4 separate regions of the Homo sapiens genome follow, and all the other regions are linked to region 4. Evidence: read pairs that join two places in POLR2A ChIA-PET (ENCODE). Cell type or tissue: OCI-LY7. All regions are shown on one strand. Region 1 overlaps LINC01934 (long intergenic non-protein coding RNA 1934). Region 2 overlaps LINC01934 (long intergenic non-protein coding RNA 1934). Region 3 overlaps LINC01934 (long intergenic non-protein coding RNA 1934). Region 4 has its middle 46 kb from the start of ITGA4.

Region 1 (2,500 bases), 260 kb before region 4:
TCCTCCAGTGTGGCCAGAGTGGACACCCAGGCCGAGGAGGCATGGAGAGCAAGCGAGGGCTGCTAGCAAGTTGTCATCTCTTACTACCTACCATTGCTGTAGTGCAGCCACAGCATCTTATGTATGGTGGATTTGTGAAGCTTTACACTACTGTTACATGGTTTCTCAATCATATTTATCGTTTATACAAGAGCTCACAAATTAACAATTCTTTTACCTTGTTTCCAAATACCAGCATAGTCACAAAATGAATGACTCAGGAAGTGTAGATCTAGAAGAACCAGATAATTGCACATAAGTTTGGTGAGATCAGCATGGTTGTTATGTTGTGGGTGTACTTTGTTAGCTGTCTTTATTTTTATTCTCAGCCCTTTGTAGTGCTTTAAATGGCAGAGGTTTTGAGAATGGGTGTCCCAATGACGTTACTGAGGGCTGAGGTTAAGCATTACATAGAATGGTGGTACTTAGTTGTTGGCCATGACTGGTTTCCTCACCATCTGTGTGAAAAACTGTCAAAAGTACGTATTATTATGCTGATCACCAGGCATGGATACCCAAGTTTCCTGTGGTGGCCTGACTCTGCCATGTTGCTATAATTATAACATAAAATATGGCATGTTTTCCTATTACTCTTGAGTTAGAAAACATACAAGCCAATGCCACTGAGGAGTGTAGTGGTGGAATACACCAGTAACAAGGGGCATCTAACTTTGGTGCCTTTCACTCTTAAAGCTCACCTTGTATCTTAGCAAAGAATATACTTGACCTAGCTCACAGTCCCTATTCCACACAGGGACCAAGCTTCTTTCTTTCATTTTTATGATTGACATAGTTTTTGAGTAGGTAATATATTCAAATGAGTCAAAACCCAGAAAGTATATAGATATCTGTGAAAAGCCTTCTTTCCTTCCCATCCCGCTGTTTAATTTTCACACATTCTTCCCCATCATGGCCACAAACAGGTAATGTGTGCTGTAGGTTTCTTGTGTATCCTTAAAGAGATAGATTTTTTTTATAGCTGTAACTCGATATAAATATATTTTATTTTTCTTTCTTAAAAAGACTCATAAATGATGTGTATAAATATATTTATATCTCTTACAACTCAGCACAATGCTGGTGTAATGATTTGATATTCAAGCAAATCACAAAGCTCTAGTTAAATTAGTCTTTAATATATAGCTAAGAAAAATCGTTGGCAAATTTGTGTGCATTACAGAGCTCAAATGCCTAAGCATTGCCTGCCTCTGTTCTCAGTAAGCATATGTTTTATTTAAAGAGAAATCATCAGGTTTATCTGGGTTCATCCTAATGTATTCAGCACATTAACACTTGTTTCCAATAGAGTTTAACAGCTTCTTTTTACCAATCCCTTTAGTAAAATCTTTTATAATATAATAGTTTAAACCCAACTTATAAAATATAAAATGTGTAGTTCCAATCAACATTAAAGTGTGTTATATGTATAATTTAATATTTCTTAAATTTTTATTCATTAAAAAATCACATACTGGTCTTGATTTGAAACAGCGTTTCAAATGGTTTTTAGTTATGTAAATTATTTCTCCCCTGACTGTGTAATTACATGATGGACTGGTTTCTAGAGTATCATATACTTAATGTGAGTTTCTAAAAATGCTTTAATCATATAATTGCTAGTTTATCAAGTAGAAATATAGGTTTGAGAACACTATCATTATGTCATTATTTTCCACAAAAGACTGTGAAACACACTGAAGAGGCTATTATGAGGCAAATAACAGTTTTCTGTGGTGTCTAAATTTGCAAGGATTATATTTTTAAAAGAATAGTAAAGAAAATACCTAAAGGTGAAGAGCTTTAAATCTAGCCAGCCAATTTATGTTGTGTCTCTATGAAAAACCAGTCCAGGCAAAGAGAGTGAATAGGTTAAGACCAGAATAATGAAGATAGTAGATTATCTAACTCAATGAGTGATACTAATATTTAATAATTGATTCACTAAATTCTGCAAGAAAGCCTAAAGGAAATGAAATAAAGTGGAGATATTTTATTTTATTTATACTAGAATCCAGTTGCATTGCTCTTATACTAATTATTACTGGCTGTACCATGTTCAAGTGTGATTGAAATAGAAAATCATTTATCTTCAACTGGTCTACCGCCAGTAGGAACAGGGAAATATAATCTAGAAAGGCTAAGTGGTTAAATTGAAGTCTAGTTTTACAGAAATTAAAGATTTAAATAAACGTTTTCTGATTTATTGAGTAGTCATGGGTGAGAAAATGTTTTTATTTTCAACAAAGTCTAGTAAAAGTCTAAGGTTAAAATTGCTCCCTCTGTGGGTTTAGTATGAGAAGAGAAGACTCCTAAAAAGTCCTCTCTCAAGAAAAAGTCTCTCTCAATATATTTCTGTTACACACACACACACACACACACACACACACACACAGTCAGCCTTTCGTGTGCAGGTGTTCCACATCCCTGCGTTCCACCAATGATGAATGGAAAATACTTGGAG
Region 2 (2,500 bases), 63 kb before region 4:
GGAGGGGGGAGGGATAGCATTGGGAGATATACCTAATGCTAGATGACGAGTTAATGGGTGCAGCACACCAGCATGGCACATGTATACATATGTAACTAACCTGCACATTGTGCACATGGACCCTAAAACTTAAAGTATTAAAAAAAAAAAAAAAAAACTAAAGTAGAAAGAATACTGGAAAATAAAATTTAAAAAAAAACAGAAAAAGATAATGAAAGAATACTCAGCACTAAAAAGAAATGAGCTATCAAACCACGAAAAGACATGGAAGAGCCTTACACGATTTTCATTAACTGAAAGAAGGAAATCTGAAAAGGCTACATATCTGCCAGTGAGGAATACGTGTATGACTCCAGCAGTCTGACGTTCTGGAAAAAGCAAATCTATGGAGATGATAAAAAAGATCAGTGGTTACCAAAACTTGGGGGTTGGGGAAGGAATAGGATGAGCATAGAGGATTTATCAGACCATGGCAATACTCTGTATGAAGTATAATGATGGATACATGTCATTCTTATACATTTGTCTAAACATGCATCCTGTGTGACTGTGCACATTTAAAATATGGACTTTAGGTGATAATGATGTGTCAGTGTATTTTCATCAATTGTAACAAACATACCACTCTGGTGGGGGATGTTGATAATGGGGGAGGCTATGCATGGGTGGGGACAGGGAGTATGTGACAAATTTCTGTACCTTCCTCTCAGTTTTGCTTTCAACCTAAAACTGCTCTACAAAAAAAAAAAAAAAAAAAAGACTTTTTTTTATACTCAGAGTTTTTTTTTTTCTGAGATTAAGTTGGTTCCAGTGATGTGCATTTACTAACTTCCCCTTTTCTCATTTATTTAGAAATAATATACAACAAGATGTACCTCAAGAATCCATAGAAATGGAGCAAATGAACAAATAATCAAGGGCTACTCCTGTCATTATAATTTTGTGGCTGACCTGGAAGTTATCTTGGTGTAGCTCTGTGACTATTTATATAACCTACTCCTAGCTTCTCTCATTCTCAGGGTCTCTATTCTTAACCACAACTATTTAAACAATATATTTATTGGCAATTCTAGATGACAGATGGACATGTGCTAAGATGATCAGTGTGCACATCTGATTTTTCTAAATAGCCCACAGTAAGTGAATAAGTGAATGTTCAGAAAATATCTGCCATGCTAAATTTAAGGTTCTCGTGCATATTTTATTTAGCATTACAAATTGACTAACAAAATTAAGTAGGGAAAATATATATCAGATCCATGATGTTTTGTGAATAATTGACTAGCCACACAGGTGCATAAGATTTCAGATGAAAATTCCTTCTTTTGTGTGGAATATGTACTATTAAAAGATTATAGGGGGAAATTCCATGGATTCCTTGTCATCCTTTAGAATAACAAGATTTTGTGCATAGTTTATTAAATAGCCACCAGTTTTCTAAATTTTTTGCCATTGTTATAATTTTACCTATATCACACTTATTCTAAGAAAATAAAATTTTATCACTTATTCTGACAATCATTATGCTTAAACAAAACTGCCTCTATTTTCTTCTGTTCTGGGGAACAGGTTGCTGCTTAAGCATAGCACTCTATCCTTGCTTTCCTATAGCACTCTGCACTTTCACCTTGTAGCACTTGACACAATTATAATGGTATAATGACTCCTATAATGATTCATTTTATATTTGTCACCACCACTCAATTATAAACGATATGCAGTCAAGGTTCATGGCAGAAGTTTTTTAACTCATGCTATGGCCTCAGCCCAAAGTAGATAATCAATGAATATTTTTTTTTAAATTAAAGAATGGATAGACAGAAGAGAGTGGGGAATCCTATATCTTCCTCTACTCTTTGCCTTAGCTTTTCTAGGACTGCTGTGAGTAGTTGGGGCTAAAAGGAGGCAGAGGGGACTCAGGCAGCAAGCTCCTCTGCCACCAAAACCTCTGCTCAATCTGTGCTCAGTCCCTCCCACTTTGGCTCTGGGTGTCAAATATCCTGCCATTGTGGACATAAACAGATGAGAATATGATTACTGTGAGACCAGCAAAAGTTTTAGTGCGCTGACAAAAATAATAATAATAATAATAATTGCTTACACACATGGTCAAGGTCACTCTCACACCACACACCAACATTTAGGTAGCACACACTCAGCCCCTTTTGTAGACAGAATTTATTGTGGACAACTATACTACTATGAGTATATCCTTAACCTTTTGAAGTTGACCTCAGGGAGGAGAACCAGGAGGATAATTTACACAATTCTCTTTAGTGTAACTATCAGAAATAGAACATAAGATAGCTGGAATACAATTCTAGCAGTGTTTTATATTTTACTGTTTTATTCTGATTATTTAACATAAATAACTCGCCACATACAGTACAGCTTAAAATAAATCATTAGAACTATATATGTAACATACTAAGTCTAGGTGGGCCCAGTGATGAAGCAGATACAGGGGCTTCAACAGACAAGGTGAAAATAGATTAAAATG
Region 3 (2,500 bases), 230 kb before region 4:
CCAGCAGAGCAGATTTCTGAGTCTGATATTGAATGGTTTTGTTTTGGAACATTGTGGATTGTGAACATTTTTGTGGTGGGAGCCAAAGAGAATAGAGCTTTGTCCTATGAATGTATATTCTAAAATTAGTCAAAATTTAACTTGTTTAGTTTAAATATTTCAAAATATATTTTCAACTCCTCAACTTTAAAATTATAAAAATATTGTTGACAAATATCCATTTTTTTCTTACCACAAGCCACTTTTCAGTATACTAAGAGAATAAGAATTAAGTTCAAAACAGCAATCAATGTATCCCTGGGAAAACAAGTTCTGATGATTTTGTTTTTTGTGTAAATCTGTTCAAGCTGAATCTAACCATGTGTAAAGGAGCTAGAGACCAGGCCCTGCAACCTGTGCTGCCCTCTCTTTAACAAGGTTTTGGTCAATAACTATAACTGAACCACAAAAACAGATTATATATCCTAATTTAAGGGACTTTGGGGTTCTGTTTTGGAGAAACTTTATGCCCCGGCTCTTGCTTGAATAAGAAAATTCTGACAAACATAGCAAAATCCAGGTTGATGCTGGCTTCTGTTGAGGAACTAAGGAGAAGGCCAAGGGCTTAAACTATACTGTGTACAAGAAGCAGCTGAAAGGTACCCTTTGTGATTCTTTTGGCTAGTTAGAAATTTTTCAAAAGTATATCTTGTTCTTAGGAGGCAACCTCTAGACTCACACATAATGAGCAGCCTTGGAAAATTGTCTTCACCTGATGGCTCCATTTTTAGCAGTCATTCTGAAACCTAGCACTGGGGGAGATTAACAGAAATCAAGTTCTTCTGTGAAGGCAGTTGAGACTCTTTTACTCATTCCAAACACACAATTTAAAGGAGTGTAAAAAAAGAATGTGACATGAACACAATACCTATTGCAGAATCCACATATAGAGATGGTCAGAAATTGTCAGACCTAGAAAGTTCTCAGAGTTAGAGGTCATTTATTACAAATTGCTCACCTCTTTTTCTTATCAAGTAAACAGAGGACTGGGGTGATTTAGTGACATTCTTGCTAAGGCATACTTATGTGACAAGGTGCAGAAGTAATTGGCTAAATGGCAAATTGAAACTAAAATTCTTGTTTGAAATCTATTTTTCAGATTATGCTTCTTAAAACTTGTCTTAAATCAGTTACTTAAATCCTCAAAATATTTCAAAGCTTTGTCATTAGCTACCAGATGAAGAACAAATGCTTCCAGCTGGTGTTCAATATCTTCTGATTTTCCTTTACGGTGGAGGTCAGAAAGCTCAAATACCTGCTGAAATCAGTTACCTAAGAATTGTTGAAGCAAGATTTATGAAAAATGTTTATCTTTATTACAAAACAACAACAAAAACTCAGCCTAGTCATAAAAATAGAAGGCAACGGACATTTGCAGAGGTAATAGGAAGTGTTAGGGACTGTGGCCTTCAACACAGTACCTTCCCTGACCTGCAGGGGTCTACTTCTGCTCAAATTCATTGATTACTGACATGTGGGGATGCAAACCCAGCATTGCTATCAGAATTTTAGATTTTTCGAGAAGCCAAACATTTAGAGTTGTATGTGTAATCTCCCAATATTTAAATACTGGTTGTTAAACACCCACTTTCTTTCTCTTGCTCATTCTCTCCTTCTTATTATAGTTAGGAAACTAAATACTGAGCAGGTCAAACAAATCATCAATTTGCTCAATTCAGCTCTGGTCTGACATTTACTCCCTAGGTATTGTAGTAGGTGTCTCTTACTCCCTGTATATAGGCTTTATGTTCCATGCTCCACCTTTCTCCTATCATGACTTCCATGGTCTTGCCTCTTTGCCTTTGTTCTTATAGTTCTTATCCCCAGGAAAGCCTTATTTACATCCAGTTTATTGAAAACTTAACCTACCATCACAATCGACCTCAAATTCTTTTTTTTTTTTTTTTTGAGACGGAGTCTCGATCTGTCACCCAGGCTGGAGTCCAGTGGCATGATCTCGGCTCACTGCAAGCTCTGCCTCCTCCAGGTTCACGCCATTCTCCTGCCTCAGCCTCCTGAGTAGGTGGGACTACAGGCACCCGCCACCACGCTCGGCTAATTTTTTTTGTATTTTCAGTAGAGACAGGGTTTCACCGTGTTAGCCAGGATGGTCTCAATCTCCTGACCTTGTAATACGCCCGCCTTGGCCTCTCAAAGTGCTGGGATTACAGGCGTGAGCCACCGCGCCCGGCCGCTACCTCAAATTCTATGTCCTCCATAAAACTCCTCTCAATCCTCTCTGCCAGGCATCCCACTTCCTTTTACATTTCCTGAGTAATCTCTTTTGTGCTCCATTGCTTAACTCTGCCTTGTACATTTGCTGTTTATACTTTTATGCTCCTACTCACTATAAGATGCATGAGGCAAGACCACCTCTGGAAACTCCACTGTCTGCAAATAACACCTAAATATAGAGGAAACTCAAATCTGATTTTGAACTTATCAACAGTTGGGAAGGAAG
Region 4 (2,500 bases):
CATGGAAAAGAGAAGCTATCAAAGCAGAATAATCTCATTGTTGTATTCGGATTTCCCTGCATACCCAAACACACTTTCCTCCTGTGACTGTGGATAAGGGTCTCTTCTGTCTAACACTAGACTTTCTGTTAGGGGAAACTATTTTCTTTCACCTTCCTAGGGGACCATGCATCCATTGCTAGCCTCCTTTCCTACCATCCTCAATCTGTCTTTCTCTACTGAGTTATATGCACAAATAATGAAATCGTCAAATGAAATGATCAAATCTTCATCTCTGGGTGTTTCTTTGTGGATGCTACCCCTTCTCTCTTCAACCTTTACTAGCTAACTTTTTTGAAAGAATAGTCTACTTGCTATTTTCTTTTCCTTGTCTCCCATTTATGCCTTGGTTTGTCTATAATGTAGCTTCTACCTCCATCACACCTGTGAAAAGACTTTCACCAAGTCATAGATTACCCTTGTGCCTGTCACGATTCTAGCAGGAAAGAAATGGGATGAGACTGAGAAATACTTTAGATAAAATTGATAGAAATTCTAATTACAGGGGGCAGGACCAAGATAGCCGACTAGAAGCAGCGCCATTGGGAGGCTCTCATAGGAAAAAACCATAATAAGCGTGTGAATCCTTCACCGGCAACAAAGGTATCCAGGTTCCCTCATCAAAATTGAGTAGAAGACTGGCATGACCCACGGAGAGAAGGAAGAGCAGTGTGGTGTGGCAGCCCACCTGAGAGCCACACAGGGAAGTGTAACCCCCTCCCCCCAGCCAAGGGAGGTGGTGAGTGAGCCTGCTACACAGCTGGGGAAACTGCCTTTTCCACAGAACTGTGCAGCCCACAGATCAGAAGATCCCACTTGCAAACCAACGCTACCAGGGCCTAGCATCCCAAACCCGGAACAGCACAGATTCTTACAGCCTCTCAGCTGGAAACTGCTTAAGCCTACTGAACTCCCCAGGGGGAGTGGCGACCAGCACCAGCTGCAGCTGCCTTCTGTCTAAGCTCATTGAGCTCCTTGGGGGAGGGGCAGCAACCAGCATTGGGACTTGCAACTGCCTAACACACTAAGCTCCCTGGGTGGGGGAAGGGTGGCACCCATTTCTATAGCTCCAGGCTATGCTTTTCCTCTGCTGGAGCCACGGAGGCTGGATGGGGTCCCAAGACTTTTCCCCACAGCCCAACACACCGGCTGTGGCAGTCTGCAACCAGAGTGCCTCTTCAGGTCTAACCCTGACCCATCCTTCTTCAGCTGGGGGAGGATTCCCTGCAGGATCTCCAATAACTTCAGCCAGAGTCTCAGGGACAGAATTCAGGTCTCCCTGGGCCTGAGCCCCCAGGGGGATGGGTGGTCACAGTCTCTGTGGACCAGCAGACTTAGCCTCCCCTCCTGGTAGTTCTGGGAAATCCAGGCAGACCAGTGGGGTTTCCCCCAGTGAAACACACCCTCTCCACCAAGGGACAAAGTGCTTGGTTAAATGGGTCCTGCTCCCAATGTCACCCAACTGGGTGAGGCCCTCCAATGGGGGTTGTCAGACATCCTATATAGGAGCAATCCTACTGGCATCAGGTTGGTGCCCCTTGAGGTCAGAGGTCCCAGAAGAAAGAGCAGGCACCCATCTTTGCTGCTCTCCAGCCTCCTTGAGTGACATCTGCAGGCTTGGGAGCAAATCAGATGAATAAGGCCTGAAATGAACTTCCAGCAAATGGCAGCAGCCCTACAGAAGAGAGACCTAACTATTGACAGAAAAACAAACAAGCAGAAAGTGACACCAACAGCATCATCATCAGCAACAACGACAACAAAGAGGCCCCCATAAAACCCTATCCAAAGGTCGGCAGCCTCAAAGACCAAAACTAGACAAACTCACGAAGATGAGAAAGAATCAACAACAACAACAACAAAAAATGCTGAAAACCCAAAAGGCCAGAGTGTGTCTTCTCCAAATGATTGCAGTGTCTCTCCATCAAGGGTGAAGAACTGGACAGAGGATCAGATTGATGAATAGACAGAAGTAGGTTTCAGATGGGTAATAAAAAACTACGATGAGCTAAAGGAACACATTCTAACCCAATGCAAGAAGCTAAAAACCTTGACAAAATATTAGAGGAAATGCTAACTAGAATATCCAGTTTAGAGAGGTATATAAATGGCATGATGGAGCCTGAAAAACACAGCACGAGAACTTTGTGAAGCATACAAAAGTATCAGCAGCCAAATCAAACAAGTGGAATGAAAGATATCAAAGTTTGAAGGCCACCTTACTGAAATAAGACAGGCAGACAAGAATAGAGAAAAAAGAATGAAAAGGAATGAACAAAGCCTCCAAGAAATATGGGACTTCATAAAAAGACTGAACCTATGATTGATTGGAATACCAGAAGGAGACAGGGAGAATGGAAATAAACTGGAAAACACACTTCAGGATATTATCCAGGAGAACTTCCCCAACCTAGCAAGGCAGGCCAACATGCAAATTCAGGAAATACAGAGAACACCATTA

The links. Peaks named below come from ENCODE experiments on the same cell type or tissue, not always from the same donor. Only the 100,000 strongest peaks of a DNase experiment are listed, where the experiment ranks them.
Region 1: POLR2A ChIA-PET joins it to region 4 with 6 read pairs; 2 of 35 experiments call an interaction of 5 or more read pairs at or near these places.
Region 2: POLR2A ChIA-PET joins it to region 4 with 7 read pairs; 3 of 35 experiments call an interaction of 5 or more read pairs at or near these places.
Region 3: POLR2A ChIA-PET joins it to region 4 with 12 read pairs; 1 of 35 experiments calls an interaction of 5 or more read pairs at or near these places.

The regions. Positions count from the first base shown.
Region 1 is chr2:181,145,942-181,148,441 of GRCh38, forward strand. All of the region lies in intron 1 of LINC01934 (long intergenic non-protein coding RNA 1934), which reads left to right. Among named protein-coding and RNA genes, the nearest start is that of LINC01934, 23 kb to the left of the region's middle. In OCI-LY7, no CTCF peak of the experiment used is centred here; no DNase peak of the experiment used is centred here.
Region 2 is chr2:181,347,668-181,350,167 of GRCh38, forward strand. All of the region lies in intron 3 of LINC01934 (long intergenic non-protein coding RNA 1934), which reads left to right. Among named protein-coding and RNA genes, the nearest start is that of MIR4437, 43 kb to the left of the region's middle. In OCI-LY7, no CTCF peak of the experiment used is centred here; no DNase peak of the experiment used is centred here.
Region 3 is chr2:181,177,526-181,180,025 of GRCh38, forward strand. The region is part of intron 1 of LINC01934 (long intergenic non-protein coding RNA 1934); the gene reads left to right. Among named protein-coding and RNA genes, the nearest start is that of LINC01934, 55 kb to the left of the region's middle. In OCI-LY7, CTCF peaks have their summits at 1,499 and 1,706; a DNase peak (open chromatin) is centred at 1,456.
Region 4 is chr2:181,410,264-181,412,763 of GRCh38, forward strand. No RefSeq gene overlaps it. Among named protein-coding and RNA genes, the nearest start is that of ITGA4, 46 kb to the right of the region's middle. RefSeq lists enhancers at 1,156-1,305, 1,316-1,585. In OCI-LY7, a CTCF peak has its summit at 1,315; a DNase peak (open chromatin) is centred at 988; H3K4me3 peaks cover 1,070 bases; H3K27ac peaks cover 2,090 bases.